2 separate regions of the Mus musculus genome follow, and region 2 is linked to region 1. Evidence: chromatin loops called from intact Hi-C (ENCODE). Cell type or tissue: left cerebral cortex. All regions are shown on one strand. Links, peaks and the distances in the headings refer to the core of each region. The heading gives the core; the rest is flanking DNA.

Evidence for each region. Hi-C counts contacts between places; a loop is a spot of excess contacts. Peaks named below come from ENCODE experiments on the same cell type or tissue, not always from the same donor. Only the 100,000 strongest peaks of a DNase experiment are listed, where the experiment ranks them.
Region 2: a loop joins it to region 1, with 4 times the contacts of the local background. A loop is called at or near these places in 11 of 42 quality-filtered maps.

The regions. Positions count from the first base shown.
Region 1 is chr4:95,158,537-95,163,910 of GRCm38, forward strand. It overlaps Junos (a long non-coding RNA gene), which reads left to right. Exons shown (of 5, transcript XR_867920.3): 4 at 2,655-2,919. Among named protein-coding and RNA genes, the nearest start is that of Gm12708, 32 kb to the right of the region's middle. In left cerebral cortex, for the core only: CTCF peaks have their summits at 2,545, 2,787 and 3,085; DNase peaks (open chromatin) are centred at 375, 1,431, 2,943, 4,023 and 1 more place; H3K4me3 peaks cover 1,173 bases; H3K27ac peaks cover 1,378 bases.
Region 2 is chr4:95,102,593-95,107,966 of GRCm38, forward strand. The region is part of intron 1 of Junos (a long non-coding RNA gene); the gene reads left to right. Among named protein-coding and RNA genes, the nearest start is that of Junos, 53 kb to the left of the region's middle. In left cerebral cortex, for the core only: no CTCF peak of the experiment used is centred there; DNase peaks (open chromatin) are centred at 3,007 and 3,589.

The DNA of each region.
Region 1 (5,374 bases), core at 150-5,149:
TAATTGATTCCAAAGCCAATTCTAACCACTGCTCTTAAGAGTTTGAAAAAAATGCTCACGTGGGCTTTGGACGATTTATTATTCATATTTTTACATAAGGACTCTCTCAGTCACACGAGAAACCTACACATGAAATCATGGATTAGCTCTTGCTTTCAATTTCCTTGGAATGTTTGTTGGTTTTAAAAGGGCTCTCTTTCAAAAGTGTCCTTATTAATTAAATCAACCAGTCAGCCGCATTCCCTGCTTCTAACTCAGCACTCAAGTTTAAACTTGGTTCGGGAGTCAGCTTTCCAACCTTGGCTTAAGGGGCATTAGTCACTCTGAGCAAAATATGGCATCTGAACAGCTGTCTTGGGTACTGAGCGTCCAGGCCTATGTGTCTGGAGAACAGACAAAGGGGGTAGGTGTGGAAGGGAGGCAAGTTTAATTTCTGAATATATATATGTTCTGCACCCCAGGCTTTTTACAAAGAATATCTCTTGATTTTCTCAACAGGTCATGAGTGTGTTCTGCCTTCCCCATTATAACAAGGTCAAGATTGGTCAAAGACCATCCTGTTAACAAGGGGTAGAGCTGGGGCTAGAGTACAAACACTGACTCCTCTGCAGTCTTTCCTGTGTGCTGTCATGTATGTATACATGTATGTATACATCTGTGTGCTGTCATGTATGTATACATCTGCCCTAAACTTCTGACCCCCAAATACAGTGCTTTTATTCCAAGATCCAGATGGCAAAACAGAAACTCAAAAATGCGATATTCTCCACATAAACTAAACACAGACTCTGGACTCGAATTTCACAGTCCTGGGAGGATTACTTCACCTATCATCCATCCATCAGCACCAATCCACCTACCCACTCACCCATCCACCCACCCTCTTACCCACCCACTCACCCCCTCACCCATCCACCCACCCCCTCACCCATCCACCCACCCTCTTACCCACCCACTCACCCCCTCACCCATCCACCCACCCCCTCACCCATCCACCCACTCATTCACCCTCCACCCACCCACTCACCCATTCACCCACCCACTCACCCATCCACCCACCCCCTCACCCATCCACCCACCCCCTCACCCATCCACCCACCCCCTCACCCATCCACCCACCCCCTCACCCATCCACCCACCCACTCACCCATCCACCCACTCACTCAAGAGAGTGTCAAGAGCTCACCCTGCTCTGGGGACTGCCTGGTTTCTTAGAGATGGGGCAAATTGTAGATAGTCCCCACTCTTTAAGAACTTGTAGTCGAATAAAGAAGGAAAACACACCACATTAGACAACCTAATTGGAGCATGAAGGGTCCTCTAAGGTACTATGAAAGAGATGGGAACATAGAAGACAAAGCATCCAATTACCTTGCCAATAAAGCAAGGGAGGTTCCAGAAAGGAGGTGACATTGGACTATAAATACACACTCTCCCAGAAGAGAAAGGGGGAGGAAGGTTTCTCTAGGCAGAGAGCACCAAAGCACTGCTGCGCACACACCGAATCCCTGCCACCTGCTTAAAGCACCGTCTCTAATGCCTAGAATTCTGTGGACTAGGTATTATCCATAACACTTCACAGAATAGGAGCATAGGCACACAGAGGTTAAGTACTTGGCCCGTGGTTAGAGGTCTGCTAAGACAGGCCTTGAAGTCAACTCTTGAAACCTGGTTTCAAAGGTCATCCTCTTAGACACTCACTCACTGAGAACTGAGTGGGGGCCATCTGTTAGGAGTTTCTTGTGAGGAGGGACACATAAACAGGAAGCAAGCCATGGGCTCTTCCTGTAGGCTTTCTCCACGCAGCCTTATGCTGCTAATCTCAGGAACTTGGACTTGCTAGATCCATAACAGAATTAATACTCTCTCTATCTCTTTCTCTCTCTCCCCCCTCTCTCTCTAGCTCATGTACAGAGGCAAGATTCTCTCTCTACTTATGAGGCCACAGAAGAGAAAGACACCTTTATTTACTTTTGACTGAAAACATTATCTGTCTACTGTAGACACACCTGTATCTTTGGTTAGTTGGATGTCAGTATCTGAGTTGTTCGATTTCTGTGTCCAACAGTTTGGGTAATGCATGAGGACATAGCCTTTGTTCGTCTCCTTTGCCACCCCCTGAGTGCCCAGCATAGCACTTGGCCACAACTGGTACTTAGACATTTCCAGTGAATATTTACTGAAAATGTGTTGAGTGACTTCTGGGTTTTGATTAATTATTTAGGAAGCAAATTGTGGGTTTATTTGCTTTGCTAGTAAGAGGACGTAGCTGAAGGAACTCTGAAGGTGAAAGAGACCTTTGTCTTAAGTCAGTGGTTTACAAAGTGCTTTTCTAAGTTTGCCTTCTGGATTCTAATTCAGCTACTGTCCCGCTCAAGCTTTCTGAGGTCATCACATCAGTGTTGGGAGACAGCAAGTTTGAGTCCCTATCCATTCTCATCCTTTACACCCTCTCGGATCGCCTGATCTCCTTCAGTCTGTGCCTAAACACTGTGAAGGAAGAAAGTTCATAAACTCATAGGGCACACTGTCCCCCTATCGGATGGGCAAGGACAGTACCACTGTCAACATGTCCTGAGCGCTTCTTGGGTACTAGGTTCGGTCCCTGTCGCCAAACATAATGACCAGACATTATTTTCTTTCTCCTCTCCTAGCTCTAAGACTCACGCCCTACTCTCCTGCCCTCCACTGCTCGCCCCGGGCTCTCCGGCCGCCACCGCCTGCCCCGCCCGCGCTTCGCCACCCCAGCCTCCCGCACCAGACGCCGGCTGCTCCTGCGCTCCCACGCCCGCGCACCTCGCTCTCCCAGCCCCGCGCTCCCACACCCGGCGCGGAGGAGGCGGGCGCCCGGGGCGAGGGCAGGGCGGCCACGTCAGCGGCGCCGGCTCGCTCCGCCCTCCGCGGGCCTCCCCATAGAAGGTAAAGCCTGGGCAGAGCCCGCGGGCGTCCTCAGGCTGGCAGCTCGGGCTGCTGGTTTCAGTTTCTGAAGAGCTAGGCCTTGAGCAAACACTGGCTGGCGGGAGGAGGGTGTTGGACGCCTTCCCAACAGATAATGTGATTCCCTGCCGCTGGGAGCCACCCACGGTGGGAAGGGGCAGCGCAGGGACCTGCGCAGGACAGCCACGGTCCTGGGCGGCTGGGGGAGCCTGAGCTCGGACCCTTCTTCCTCATCTGTAAGGCTGCCCCTCTCTCCGTGGACACTTAAAATGTTTGCTTTCTTTCTGAGAAAGAAACAGAGGGAGATCGCCAAGACCAACATGAACTCCAAACTCAGGGCATTCCTCACTCTACTCTGACCTTTTTGTAGATGCACTTTTTTTTTTCTTCTCAAAGGCCAGACCTATCCCTACCCAGCGGGTGACCTGTGTACATTTCCTAACTTCTCTGTCTCATTATCCTCACCCATAAAATGGGAGTAATGATACTTATCTTTAGATACGCTCCGAGGGTTAGATTAGCTATAGATTATACATATTAAGCACTTAGTGCCTTCAATCAGCAGTAATTAACATTATTATTAATTGTATTGTTATGGCGTATGACTAATCATGAGATAGATTCTTAGTGCTTCTGGGAGCATAAGTAAAAATATGCTCATTTAAAAAATTTTATTGAGGGAGGGAGTTTTATGAGGTGAATATAAAGAGTAGCACTGAGTCAGGATATAGTCGTGCATGTGTCTCATTTCATAAAGAAACTTGGAAAGCCGGCATTATGTCCACTGTACAGGTGAGGACTCTGAAGCTTCCAGAAGTCACTGGCTCATCTCAGACTCTGGGTCAGTATCTAATTTTTCTCTCTTTCTTTGAGACTTGTCCTTATATAGCCTAGAATAGTCTCTAACTCACCAAGTAGCTGGGGATAGCCTTGAACTCCTTAAAAAAAAAAAACAAAAAAACCAAATATTTCGTTTCCTCTTTCTCCCCCTCCTGCTCCTCCCCCACTTCGTGCGTGCGTGCTTGTGTGTGTGTGTGTTTGCCCAAGGAGTTCAAAAGACAGGAACTGGAATTAGAGGCTGTTAGGTGCTGCCCTATGCTGGTTGCTGGGAGGAGAGCATAGGTCCTCTGGGAGATCAGCAAGAGCTCTAATCTGCTGAGTCATCTCCCCAACTCCCAGACTTGAACTCGTGATCTTCCTGCCTCGTTAGCCTAAGTGTCACACACCTAGCTCTCTCTCCTCCAGTGACCACACCCCACCCCAGCAGGGTCACACCTGTTTGCCTCAGCAAAGGTACCTCCTTTCCTTTGCATAGCCTCCCATCCTCCCCGCATAGCCTCCCATCCTCCCTTTCGCCAAGCTCTTCAACCTGGAGAAAACCTAGTCAAGTCTGGATGCCAGAAGAAGGCCACTGTCTGCTCCAGGAGACTTTCTGATCCACCCCCACCACCTCCACCCCTCTTCTGCTGCCTGCAGCCCAGGCTGTACAGACTTGTTGTCACCACCATGTCTCTGTTTGTACTGTGCCTCCTCTCAGTAGGCCTCCACAGCTGACCGGTGCTGTCTACAGTCTTAGGACCACCCCCTCCCAGGTTTAGTTCTGAGCTTTACTGGTTGAAAGACTGGGATCTCTGATTTTTACTCTCTGCCTGTCACCTCCCTAATACAGAAGGTGGATTTCAGCAACACTGTCAGCTTGTAGTGTTGCGATCCATACAGGATGTCTGGGCAGTCAGTGGTCTGAACTTACAACTGACAAGGCTCAGGGAATGAGACAGCCTGAGGTCTTGGGTGTTACTTAGGGACAGAAAGAGGAACAGTGCCAACGGGAGAACCAAAATCATGGCTAGGCCTCAGAGGGGATGGTTCCAACCCAAGCCTCCCTGAATCTTCACATGTGGTCTTGGCCTTGCCTCTTTACTTCTTGGGATTCACCCCCCCCGCCCCCCCACCCCAAAGTTAGATTAAATACCATTAGCGGCCAGTCATTTGTCTGTGGGACTTGTACTGCCCTGTGTTCCCGGTTTAGGGTCACACACAGAAGGAACAGGAAGCACAGAACTCAGCCATTGCCTCTCATGAGCTGACAGTAACTATGGTAGTTTACAGTGTCTGCTGAGTAGGTCCTGGTATCTGGCACCGGGCCAAGCATCATTACTGCCCTGTTCCCCCTGAGAGAAAGGACTTCTGCAACTACCATTCTACAGCTGAGGGAATAGGGTCTGAGGCCAAAGAGCCAGCAACTCATTGGTCAGATACAACTGCTCAATCACCTGCAGGAATCCTTTTGAGTACAAACTTGTTCAGAGATATCTGATGACACAGAGACTCTTATCTTTCAAGCCTGTCCTTTATTAATGCTCAGAATAGCTCAAAAGGTCATGCTGCCATCTTTGCATTAGTTTCTTGGCTTTGACTTGGGCCCCAGGCAGCGTCA
Region 2 (5,374 bases), core at 192-5,191, 56 kb before region 1:
ACATAACTGATCAAACATATCAGAGGAGTCAGACATGGGAGCACCTGCCTGTAGTCCCAGCATCTGGGAGGCAGATGCAGCTGTGAGTTTGAGCCGCCTGGTCTACCTACTGGGTTCTAGGCTAGCCTTGGCTACAAAATAAGACATTAGTTTTCTGTTTTGTTTTGTTTTTAAACAAACAAACAACAATCTACACAACAAAACATTCACCATGTCTGGAATCAAAGTGGAAAACAGCATAAATAAAATGTGGAGAGTTGATTGTACCATCCCCTTGGATAAGCATCTTCAGTGGCTTTAAGAACGAGATCTTGTTTCCCATAAGGCAGGGTTGAATTCTATGTATCCCAGAGTGACCCCAAATTCTTGACCTTCTTGCCTCACCCCCCACCCCCACCCCTGACCCACATGTTCTCAGAGTTCAGGCATGAGCCACGTCTGCTTAGTTCTGGCCTCTACTTGGAACACCTTTGAGGTTCTTCTTTCCATCAGGACTCCTCACTCCACCCCATCACTTAGCCTTTCCACCCATCTCACATCTCCACTCTGATACGAGGGATGCTGGCACATACCGCCCACATCTATAGAGAAGATGAATGCCCATTTCACCAAGCTCTGTGAGCCCAGACTAAGGGCTCTCAGCTCCTTGTTCAAGAGGCCATCTTCAAACTATACTCTCCTGAGAGCCTTGTGGCAGAATTTAAAGTCTATGGACTGACCTTAGTCTTGGTCTTCCCCTGTATGCTAGTTTTGCACATTAGGGATCCCTCAGGAAGGAACCTTGGTTGTTCTTCTGTAGGAAGAACACAGCACATGGGTGTTGGAAACACGTACTTCCTCCATGTTATCTTCTTTTGTGAGGATAGAAACTCTTTCTGGACACGCTTCCAGTTTTGACTATGGAACAACCATGTTCCATCGGGGGAAGGTGTTCACTGCAATTGGCAGCAATGTTAGTGACAGTTGAGCTTACAATGGGGACTGGTGACTATGGATGAGAGCTGTCTTGAGTGTTTCATGTATATGTTTCTGACATAGCCAGTGCTACTTTTTTGATGTTAGTAATGGCTTTCAGATGAGGAGATGGAGGTACGGTAAGGAGAGTTCTACAACTTGAATAAAGCTATACAATTGGGGAGCAGAGAATCATGGAATTTTTATTTCAGATTCCCTTGACACCAGTAATCAGGACCCACTTTCTATCACTTAGTAAACTGGAGACTCTGGTGAGCAGTAAAGGACCACTGTGGCCACAATAAGCTACTGCGTTCACAGCCTACGGCTCAAAATCTGGATCTTTAGGCAGACTGTGGTGCTGCCATTAGAAGCAATAATACAACCTCTGCACCTTTGGAAGGTGGATGAACACCCTTGTGACTCTGTGTCCACTGTCTAAGGGTGAACTCCAGCATAGCCTGATCTCATAAGAAAGCAGCCAGAGACCAAGTGAGATTATCCTGCACTGAAGAAAATGGTAATTATAGTCAAACCACTAATTATTTTTAAAGTTCACCAGTTACGGTTTGTGTAATGGCCATTAATAATAATATCCATGACTGAACTACTGCATTAGGCTTTCCTTCTTCCTCACCCTCCTCTTCCTCCTCCTCCTCTTCTTCCTCCTCCTCTTCTTCTTCCTCCTCCTCTTCTTTTCAATACTGGGTTTTATATATGATAAACAAGGGCTTCTCTACCATTGAACTACATCCACAGCCCGCTTTTAAACCTTTTTTTTTTTTTTTTTTTTTTTTGCCAGTTTGTCCAGGTTACCCCTGAACTCACTCTGTAATCCAAGGTCATGTTAAACATGCCACCCTCCTATGTTCCCCTCCCAAGTAGCTGTGATAACAGACCTCTGTCACCAGAGCCGGCTTATTAGACAACTTTTAAATGTTGTTTACTCTTTGCAGTGAGAAAATGTTTATTATTTTCTTGGATTTAAAAATAAGGAAGCAGGTTTTGTTATTATGTGATTGTTGTCATAAAACTCGGAGACTGAGTTTGCTTAATGATTCTCATAATGGGATGAAACTGAAGCTCAGAGAGGCCAAGAAATAGGCTCCAGTTTGCACAGCAAATTAAAAGTAGAGCTAGGACTCTGAGCTATTAAGAACCTGGCCCAGTGTCAGTAAGCACAGTGAACCAGAGGCGGAGCTAAGAGTCAAACCACATTCTAAATTATTTTTTGTAAAAGCATGATAGATTGTTTCACAACTTTTTACATATATATGTACATATACATATACATATATATATATATATATATATATATATATATGCTTTAGAGAGGTAATAGACTTGATTATACCCCATATTATTCTTTCATATCCTTACCCCTTTCTGGCAAACCTCTCCTTCCCAACAAATACCCCTCCTCCTTTTATGTCTTTTTCTTCTGTGGACCACAGCATTTAATTAATTAGTATTTCTGTATGAGCATAAGTGAGGTAATTTACTTGAGCAAGGGCAGCAGCTACCAGTGGCTACAACCACTTGTTCAGACTTTTGCTGTGGTTCTCAAACCCATAACTGATGTGAATGTTGTCCCCATTTTGCAGTGGGAAAGTAGAGGTAAGTAGGGGAGAAATTGTTTATTTAATACCGAGCCTGGTTTCCTGTTCATTTGAGAGCTCATAATGTTTAATGTCTTCAGAGAAGGGTTTTTAGAACCAGCTCTAAATAGTGGTGGGATAGTGGTGGGAGCTGGTGGGCTTTGATTAAGTGATAATAGCCTTTATCTGTATCAGTGTGGGAACTTAGCTGCATCCAGCCTTGGGTACAGACCTGGTCCTTGTCTATCAGAGCTCTGTCGTGTGTAGCCAGGTGCTTCAACCACAGTATGTGTCAAAACACTGATGACACACCACCCTTTCACTAATGTGCCTTAGCCCCTGCAGGAAAGAAAGGCTCCCTCCTGAAGGGGCTCTCCAGAATGAATGCAGTTACCAGAGATGCTTGGAGTACAGGGGACTGACTGACTCATGCTGAGCTGTCCCCCATCCCTGGGAGGCAGCCCAGGAGCCGCCCACCTCTCCCACACACCACCCTCTTGGCCCAGACTTCTAGTTGCAGCATTTGGATGGATGGTAGAGTTACTCCCTGCCTTTGGCTTCTGCCGGGATCAGGAAGAGGGCTTTGTTCGTTCTCTCTCTCTCTCTCTCTCTCTCTCTCTCTCTCTCTCTCTCTCTCTCTCCCCCTCTCTCTCTCTCTCCCTCTGTCTCTCTCTGACTCTGTCTCTGTCTCTGTCTCTGTCTCTGTCTCTCTCTCTCTCTCTCTCTCTCTCTCCTTCTCTCCTTCTCTCCCTCTCTCCCTCTCTCTCCCTCTCTCTCTCCTGTCTCCTTTAGTGGCTGAGTGGCTGATGGATGCAACCAGAGCTGAAAATTTCCTCCGTGTCTCAGAGAACCTGGGTCCAGTGAGAATCAGGGCATTGAAAGGGGGAACTGAATGGCCAGGTCTGGTTTCTTTCTGCCGGAGGAAGAATTAGTCATCGGGCCACGGCTAGCTGCTGGCAACTGTCGATGTCACAGGGAGAGGAAATGCACTTGGGATGAGTGAGTGCAGTGTGGTCTCCACAAAAATCCTCTTTTTTAACCGAACAGAGGAAGCAGCCTACTGATTTCCCCTTTTCATGAATCGGCAGTTCCTGTCTGCTCAGAGGGCAGCAGTTGGGCGGCTCTGGACCAGATGTGGAGTGCAGAGTAGACTAAGGTGCTCTAGCACAGCGTTTCTTTTCCCTCACAATAGCCTTATTGTCACTGTGAGAATTCTTTCAAACTCTGTGCTGAATGCTCAATCCAAGGTTACAAGCGGTCTGCCTAAGGCCAAGGCCACAGCAGGGAAACCTCGCTCCTGGGCCCCTTGCTTCAATTTCCCCACTTCTTGTCTGTTCATTTCATCGGCACCCCTACACCTCCTTCCAGGATGTCAGAGGTTTCTCTGCGCATGAGCAGTAACTCCTCAGTGTGTGATCCTGTATACAGTACTCGTACGTATACAGTGCCGCAAGTGCACCCTGAACTGAATGTTATTCATGCCTTTTGGGATTGTTTGCATTTTCGAAAATGTCTCTGGGAAAATTGGAGAGTCCACATCAAGGACTGAACATCGATCCCAGCATCCTCCTAGTTCCCCGATGATAGGCTGTTTCTCCCCCTCCCCTCCCTTCCTCTATTCCTCATTTCTTTTAAATTTTGGCAAGGTTGCTCCTAAGTACTTTACAGTTCTTCATTGATTTCATTGTGATTTCCACTGTGTGACACAGGTACTGTCAGTATCCACACCATCCCACCTTCTAATAAACACCGGGCACAGAGTTGTCTGCCTAGGGACACACAGGATGGTGTCAGAAGAGTAAGAATGGCTATGTGAGCTGCAGGGCAATTCCAGGAAGTTAAAGGAGCTGCACTGAGCAGTCGAAAGGTGCTTTCGCATGTTTTGCTCCATTGGGCACTCAGATTCTCTGTGCGACACGGACCGTTTCACCTGTTGAAAGAGAATACAGAGTTTAGGGTTCCACACTAGGAAAGTGAGCAGAGCTTGAGAGCCAAGTTCACTGTGCCTCGCAAATTTCTAATGACTGAGGTGAGCACTGAGGAATTGGGGCTGACTGGCGCAAGGAAGAAGCTTTGAGGAGGAAACACTTTTTAAAGTATATTCTTTGACAGTTGAACAGTCTCGAACAGTCTCTCCCTGTCCCTCTCCCTGTCCCTCTCCCTCTCCCTGTCCCTGTCCCTGTCCCTGTCCCTCTCCCTGTCCCTCTCCCTCTCTCTCCTCCCCTCCTCTCCCCCTTCTCCCCCCTCTCTGCCTCCCCCTCTCTCCTCTTCCTTTTCCTCTCTTCTCCTCCCCCTCCCTTTCCCTCCCCCCTCCCAGCATGTGAGAGGATGTATGTCTGTGTGTTAGTCATAAAATTAGTTCTCAGAAACTTGAGGTTTTAATAAAACATGAAAAACATTTTTACTAGCACCCTCCCTTCCCTCTGGGATCTTAGGTGCTACACAGTATACGGAAATGTAATCCATATGTTTGATTATTCATCCTTCCATCATCAAAAATATTGTTGATTCTTTGAGAAACATTTGATTTTCTGGATGTCATTCTCTTTTAGAGTTTAGAGGAAGAGTCTTTTTTTCCCCTCTCAGCTACTAGTTTATTTTCGTTGACTGTCACTTTGTAACATTTGACTGGGGTGAACAAGTGGTCGCTAGACAACCCCACAGTTTCCTGTGGACTTTTAACCCAATGATAAAAGCAGACATGCATGTTTTTTAGTCTCAGTGCTTTCAAATGTGGCAAGGAGGGAAAGTAATATTTGTAGAATGCCTGCTTTGCAAAGGAATCACCTTTGTCCTCCATGAAGAGGCAGATAGAGAGCATG